Linked DNA regions of Mus musculus: region 1 is linked to region 2. The links are chromatin loops, found by intact Hi-C in ENCODE. Cell type or tissue: gastrocnemius. All regions are shown on one strand. Region 1 overlaps Immp2l (IMP2 inner mitochondrial membrane peptidase-like (S. cerevisiae)). Region 2 holds the start of Lrrn3 (leucine rich repeat protein 3, neuronal).

What was found. A loop is a pair of places that touch in the nucleus more often than their neighbours do. Peaks named below come from ENCODE experiments on the same cell type or tissue, not always from the same donor. Only the 100,000 strongest peaks of a DNase experiment are listed, where the experiment ranks them.
Region 1: a loop joins it to region 2, with 2.3 times the contacts of the local background. A loop is called at or near these places in 5 of 42 quality-filtered maps.

What each region holds. Positions count from the first base shown.
Region 1 is chr12:41,027,706-41,031,705 of GRCm38, reverse strand. All of the region lies in intron 2 of Immp2l (IMP2 inner mitochondrial membrane peptidase-like (S. cerevisiae)), which reads right to left. Among named protein-coding and RNA genes, the nearest start is that of Immp2l, 5.6 kb to the right of the region's middle. In gastrocnemius, no CTCF peak of the experiment used is centred here; a DNase peak (open chromatin) is centred at 1,709.
Region 2 is chr12:41,485,106-41,489,105 of GRCm38, reverse strand. All of the region lies in intron 4 of Immp2l (IMP2 inner mitochondrial membrane peptidase-like (S. cerevisiae)), which reads right to left. It overlaps Lrrn3 (leucine rich repeat protein 3, neuronal), which reads left to right and starts at 3,049. Exons shown (of 2, transcript NM_010733.3): 1 at 3,049-3,535. In gastrocnemius, a CTCF peak has its summit at 1,881 (motif pointing right); DNase peaks (open chromatin) are centred at 1,838, 3,117 and 3,807; H3K4me3 peaks cover 1,406 bases; H3K27ac peaks cover 293 bases.

The DNA of each region.
Region 1 (4,000 bases), 460 kb after region 2:
AAGAAGAGGGAGGAAGGGAGGGAGGGAGGAAGGGAGGAGAAGGAAGAGGAGGAAGAAGAGGAGGAAGAAGGGGGAGGAGAGGAAGAAGGGGGAGGAAGAGGAGGAGGAAAATGTAGAATCAAAAATTCTCTAAAAACCAGGAAAGGAATAGGCAAACATACTCAAGTTGGTTGTCATTCAGAAAAATACATCATGTTCAGGATGCATACAATTAAACTTTCATATTATCCTTTCTCTAGTCCCCTTCCTTTCAGCATAAACTAACTCTCTCTCTCTCTCTCTCCCTCTCTCTCTCAATTTTTTTAAAAAACAAAAACATTGGTTCTCATTCTTGAGAACATCCTTGAGAAGCTTCGCGGAACTCTCAGTGCAGCCAGCATCCTTACATGGTGGTGGTTTCCTTTCTGTGGTTGCCTATTCTGAGGAGGGACTGCTGGGTTCAATGGTAATTCTATTTTTAATTTATTTAGAACATCATGATGTTTCAAAAATCTCTGTACATGTTCCCTTTTTCACATCTTGGCCAATGCTGTCTCTTAGTTAAGCTGCCATCCTAATGTATGTGAACACATGGGGAAAAAAACACCTAAGCATTTGTTAACATGGAAATGTATAAAGAGTGGTATAAATATACAATGAGATATTATACTATTCAGTGTGCTTTTAGAAGAGAAGGAGAGAGTGGGGTAATAAGTAGAATACATGTGTAACCCCTGCAGTCAGAAGGCTGAGGCAAAAGGATGCTGAGTTTAAGCTTAGGCTACATGGCAAGACTCTGTCTAAGAGAAAGGAAGGAAGGAAGGAAGGAAGGAAGGAAGGAAGGAAGGAAGGAAGACAGAAAGAAAGACAGAAAGAGAAGGAAGACAGAAAGGGAAGGAAGGAAGGAAGGAAGGAAGGAAGGAAGGAAGGAAGGAAAGAAAGAAAGAAAGAAAGAAAGAAAGAAAGAAAGAAAACAGAAAGAGAGAGAGAGAGAGAGAGAGAGAGAGAGAAAAGAAAAAAATCCCTCCTGTCATTTGCCATAATATGGTTAATATCTGGGTTAAGCCACTGGGTTAAAGGAAATAAGCCAGAATTAGAAAAAAAGTGCTCCGCAATGCATGCTCTCATCTACGCGTGAAATCTTATAAAAACACAGAGAGAAAATGCACAATGTTAACAGAGGCGCAGGATATAAATGGGGAGATGTAAGCCAAAGAGAAAACAGTAGCAGACAACTGATATAAGCAAGTCTAGACATCCAATGTTTGCCCTAAGGACTGAAGGTTAGAACTGTACTGTTCTGGGGACTTTTGCTCAATGGGTAAGTTTTAACAGGTCTCTTGACCTCTCTGGCCACTCCTTTTTAGCATCCTTGCATTTTTATTGGCGGGACCATTAGTTTCAATACTGCCTAACGCCTAACACCTGTTACACTCAACTATTTTTTTTCCTTCTATAACTGTATATGTCCTCTGAACACTTTTATCCTTTCCTGTGTGTTCAGTTTTACTCTCTGCGTGGCAAGAATGCACAAAGCCTTTTCTGGCCTCCTCAGTCTCCTGTTACACTCCAGGACCTTATGTGTACGTTACCTTGGACTGAGCAAAAGACTGTCTCCCTGTCCTATCAGCTCACCACTGCTCCTCTCTGTTGATGTGCTCTACATCCTTTCTCAGCTCCCGACCCCTACCCTGCCACCACCAAATCCCATGGGAAGCCCCTCCTACTGGGGCTGCAAGTCCTGACTATGAGGAGAGCAGGGATGTAAGCAAGGAGTCAAATCACTATTCCTTTGGTCAAGACCTGGAAGAAAAGTGTAAACCACTAAGAACCAACCATCAATTCCCTGGCAGTCAGTCTGCTACCTTACAATCACTGAAGTTCACAGCAACTTCGAGTAAATATCCCACCTTACAGATGAGGAACTCTGCCCCAGGTCACACAGCCCACTCTCAAATCCAAAACGACAAGGCTCCAGCATTTGTAGATGCCCCTCAGTGCCAACATGGAAGAGGCGTTTTAGTCATGCTGGATTATCAGAATACAATCTTCTCTAAAATACGACTACACTTGTCAGTAAAGCCAGCTTTTCAAATAGGAGTCACAACTCAAGTTACATCAAAAATTTTAAAAAATAAAAAATCTGGGAAGGGCGCTGCGGGGCATAACATCAAGGGACAGCACACAAACAAAAAAAGAAGAAGAGGAAAAAGAAAAAGAGAAGTTACAAGCTGCAGTTGTTTTTCCTGTACATGCCAAGTTTCTTAGAGAAACATAATAGCTTTTTTTTTTGGTTTTTGAGACAGGATTCCTCTATGTAGCCCTGGCTGTCCTGGAACTGGCTCTACAACAAGCAGACTCGCAGAGATCCACCTGGTTCTGTCTCCTGAGTGCTAGGATTACAGGTGTGTGCCACCACTGCTAGGCCATAATAGCACAATTAAGAAAAATAAAAACTTTCCTATTTTCCTCATCATTCCTCATAAGTGCCGAATCAGTGGCTAAATCACTGCGCTATGTTAAATGGCTCATTTTTGTTGTTTTTCAAGACAGGATTTCTCTGCATAGCCCTGGTTGTCCTGTAACTCGTTATGTGGACCAGTCTAGCCTCAAGATCTGCCTGCCTCTGCCTCCTGAAAGCTGGACCACCATGCCCAGCTCTAGAATAGTTGATTTTAAAAATTATTGTTTGAAGCCAGGCGGTGGTGGCGCACACCTTTAATCCCAGCACTCGGGAGGCAGAGGCAGGCGGATTTCTGAGTTCAAGGCCAGCCTGGTCTACAAAGTGAGTTCCAGGACAGCCAGGGCTATACAGAGAAACCCTGTCTCAGAAGAAAAAAAATATATATATATATGTATATATATATATATATATATATATATATATATATATGTATATATATATATAGTTTGAGTTGATGACTTGAATTTCATCCAATGTAATAAAACAAAATTCTGCCTTGGGGTTGGAACAGAATTTCCAACAATTTCTGAGATGGCCCTAAACATATTCTTGTCATTTTTTACTACATATTTATATGTATACATATTTATACATATTTATATTTTTGTCATTTTTTTACTACATATTTATATGAAACAGCATTCTTGGCAATAATGATTATAAAATCAGAATATGGACCCAGTATGGGAAGTGCTGAAGATGTTATAAGTCCTGAAGCATCTAGTCTTCAGGCCAGATTTAATTCTGTATGCAAATAAATGAGAACACCTATTTCATTACCATGCAAATTCTCTTCTGTAATAAATGGTGAAGGAATTCATATACCAAACAACTATTCTTAAATGAATTGCTTTATGATTTATTATAAGTACATGTTTGATTTACATACCTACTTTACATACCCTATATGCCAAGGGGTTTTTTAAAATGTGTTAGACAAAAGGGAGTAAATGGAAAAATTTAAGAATCTCTAAGCGTACACATCATCTCTAATAGCATATGATGAGTTTGAAAGGCTTTGGTACTTTAATCTGGAAACCCAAATGCTACTTGTTATTCTTTTTCTGTAAATTAAGTTGCTAATGTGTAAGAAAGTAGACTTGAAAGTGGACTTTTTAACTTGGAGGCAGAATTTCTGAGTTTGAGGCCAGCCTAGTATATAGACCAGGACAAGTTCGAAGACAGGGCTATACAGAAAAACTTGTCTAAAAGAAAGAAAGAAGGAAAGGACAGAGGAGGCAGGGGGCAGGGAGAAGAAAATGAACCTTTTAAAACATAGCAAGTTCCTTTTTTAAATTAAAAAAAAAAAAATGTCTGCTTTAGGTCAGGCTAACCTAGAACTCAAAATCTGCCTGCCTCTGCCTCATTTGTCCAGGTGTGAACCAAGACACTCAGCTCAATAGGTTCTAAAGTGAGGTTTTGCTTTCTTTAAAAATATTTTTCTTCTACAAAAACTTAGTGTAAAAACTCACCAAGAACAGGAAGTCTTTCCCCTTGTTAACTCGTAAGAACAATGACTCTAGAAGACACCTGTGGGAAATGTGCTTCTATGACCAG
Region 2 (4,000 bases):
ATGGAAGAAGGAGCAAAGAGAAGAAGCACCCTTGTCAATCATCCACTAGATTACAGGGTGATGGAGCTGGGACCTGCTCAGGACTTGAGGCACTCTGCCTCTGGCTCTCTTCCAGCATCTATGTGTAAGTTAAACATGTCTTATGATTTTCTACAATAATGGTTCTCAACCTTCCCAATGCTGGGGGACTTGAAGTGCTTCCTTTTTGTTGCTACGTCATAAATGTAACTTTGCTACTGTTATGAATTATAATGTAAATATCTAATATGCAGGATATTGAACATGGGACCCCTATGAAAGGGTCATTTAACTATCAAAGGAGTCATAATCTACAAGTTGAGATCAATTTTTATAGGCCATTCCTATTCCATACTGTGTCTGTTTTCTGATGACCACAAGCAATTTTAGGACATGTAATGCTCTTAAATCTTTGCATCCCTCAGCGGGATATCCTCATATGGTGCTTCGAGGGGACACCTAATAATACTGCATTGAATGACTGTCTTCCCCGGTAAGTTAAGGAATCCCCAAATATACTTCGATTCCAGCTGCTGATAATTTTAGCAGGAGGAAACCTACAGCCAGAGAGAGTTCTCATCTTCTTCATTCATAGCCAGAGTAATTCTCTCCCTTCTAATAAAAACTCATTTCTAATACCCCATGATATTACACTTAAACACAAGTACGATATACTTTTGATCTATCATGTACCTATATTCAAAGAGCACTCACATTTCTTACATTTGAAAATACAGCAAACATTCATTTGGTAAAAACAGTTTTCTAGGAAATTATTATTATATAAGGCAGTTTTTGAAATAGTATTCAATCCTAATTAATTATAAAAACATTTTCATGAACTTATAAATATGTTTGGATTTAAGTACTACCTGTGATTATTAATTTTATTTTTTAATGTTTATTTTTTATTTTCTGTCATTACAGATAGTTGTGAACTGCCAGGAATTGAACCCAGGTCCTCTGGAAGAGCAGTCAGTGCTCTTAACCAGTTGAGCCATCTCTCTAGGCCCCTACTAGTTTTATTTTTAAAAGTTATTTTTAACATGTTCGAGCCTCACAACTTATCTTCATTATGAGAGCACATTGTAATCAATACATTATAATAATCAACAGATTACTAGATTTGTTGATTATATAATTAATAACAATCGAAATAAAGTGCTTAAGGAGTTGGTACAATATAAAAGGAATTTTTTTCAAATAGTTGTTACAATTATAGCACAATTCTCCATGTATATACTCTAAAAATATTCAAATTGAGTGGAAAAATTCAGTACGTTTCAAGTGAAGAAAGTAAAATTAGGCTATTAAGTTATATGCGATGCACTCCAATGTAACAGCCCAACACTCATCCTCCTCCCATACCTGTGAGTGGACACTCAAGTACCTGTAAGTGTCTGGTGAGAGGATAACACTCAGAATTGGATGCCATTTGGCCAATGAAGAAGCCACTTTGGTTTAGCATTCATGCTTATCAAAAAGATTAGAGTTTATCAATTATATATTAAAATAAAAATATTCTGAGGAACACCTACCATACCAGCATTCAAATTGCCTAGGCAGAAGATAAAGGCCCTGACTCCGTCAACAAATTGATCAATACAACGAATAACTAAAGCATTGGTAGATTTTGTTTGTTTGCTTTTGTAAAGAAAACTGTAACATGAAAGCGTTTGGTGGTCAAAAGACAATGTTAGTGAGGCTAAGCTTCCAGGCATACGGTCATGGCGCAGAACACCGGTTTAAGTCACTTCAACGACACCTTAAGAAACAATTAGTGCTAATGCTTTTGCTTTTTGTTGTTATTCCCCCCTCCCCCAGTAAATCTAATAAATGCCATTTCCTTTTCCTCCACTAGAGGGCAGTCTATCAAAGCAAGGGGAGACTCAGATAAGGCAGCTTTGGACCTGTTGAAAATTGTTCCCATGTTCCACTCCTCTCAGGAGGTCTCTCTAGTATACTGTCTGGAAAGCATGCCCTTATATTCTTCTATTTGTCATGGTTGTTCTGGAGCTGAACACATGACCACGCTGGCATGATTTCTAGTCTAAATATTCCAAATGTTTTACATATAATTCCTATTGAAAACATTTTCCTAGTTAAGTAGCCATTCAGAGTTGATAGCCGTAAGTGCAAAAAGAGATAATTTAACTGTTCAGTCTATTGTAGAGGAAAGGATCCCTGAGTTATTACTAATAAATCATACATCTAAAACGCATACACAGGCGCACACACACACATACATGTACATCTGGATGCAGGCACAAGCAATGCCACATACAACACATGTCCGATGTGTGGCATCAGATTTGTTATACCATGTATAGATAAGTAGTTATAATTGGAAAAGTTTATTTTGTATATGCTTCTCCTTACATACCATTGTTGTGAGTATTGGAGAAGCAAATATTTGTTGTAATTTTAAGAAATGTCATTGTAAAACCTAAACAAATACGCAAACAAAAAATAAACCCACACACAAAGTACCAACAAGAAAAATGGAAAGAAGGAATGGAGGGAGGGAGGGAGGGAGGGAGAGAGAGAGAGAGAGAGAGAGGGAGAGAGAGAGGGAGAGAGAGAGAGAGTGAAAGAGAGAGAGAGGCTATTAGCTGCATGCACATAGGCTGATTTAAGTAGGATCTGTAGGGAAACAAACAAGGGGCAGGAGAGCTGCAGGCTGCAGGCTGAAATGTAAAGCCACTGCTGAACTTCACAGACAGGGAGGCAGAGTCACTATCAAGTATTTTTAATATTCAGGAAATCCTTGTTCATAAGTGTTTCCTGTCTTATCTCAGAGGAAATGAAAAACAGAAAAACAAAACAAACAAAAACCCCACCGTTTCTCCAAATGACTGATCACATTCCAAATGGGAGAACTTGTTGAAAAGCGCTGCACATTGCTCCAAAAGGAAAAGAAAAAACAGGAAAGAAAATGATTCCAAGGAAAAATATGCAAGCCTGTTTCATTTATTTGTACCCTAAGCAGCACTGTCATAGGACAGACAGGCTGCTTCAGCCAACCAGGCTGGAGCAGCTGCGAGTGCTACATCTTGGCAGTCTGAAGCGATTGGCTCCTCTCTGGGGAGTGGAGGGTGTTCAGTTATTAATGACCGCTGAGCAGGCAGCACCGTGTCAGTGTGACAACTGATCTGGTGAACGATGCACCACTAACCACCATGGAAACGAGGAGAAATAACGCCAGCTAGCAGGATCTCTCTTCACGGGATTGAGAGGCTCAGCCTGCTGCTGCCGGAGAGAGTTCCAGTCAAAAGAAGGAATCCTAGCTGCAGGCTCCTGCCTTCCTTTATATTTTAGAAAAAGAGAGAGAGAGAAAGAGAGACACCATTGCTTGCATGTGTGCATATCTATAGTATGTAATTGTGTGTACTTTATTACACATACATATGCACCTATTTATACTGGGGCAAGAAGACAGCCATGTGATTATTTCAGCCAAGGAACTGAGCAAGCAGGGGCACCGGAGGAGGGCTATCCCTGCATCTGCTAAGGCAAGGTAAGTTTAAAATATACCTATCTGTTTAAATGTTCCCTATTTCGTGTTTTTGTTGGTGCCGGAGTTTTTACACATCAGTTCTCCTTTGATGTTTTCCCCTTGTCTGAATTCTAAGGGCATTTTTCTTTGCATTTCACTTTTGAGTGAACATGCAAACCCCGCCGGCTCTGTGTGTGCCTAGCTGCGTTCGTGGGATTCTCAAGCAGGCATTTTACTAGCTTGAATGCCCATCAGAGGATGTGAGTGGGAGAGAAAAGCAGTGCCGGGGGAGGAGAGAGAGAGGAGGGAGAGAGAAGAGACGGGGACTGAGGCAGAGAAAAGAGAACAGAAGGACCAAGAGAGAAGCAGGGAGAGAGAGGGGAAGGAGACAGAGAGGCTGGCAGAGGAGGCAGCGGGAGAGAGGGGAGAAGGAGAGAGAAACAGAGGGAGATGGAAAAATCAGGGTCCTTTGCCCCCACAGCTCTT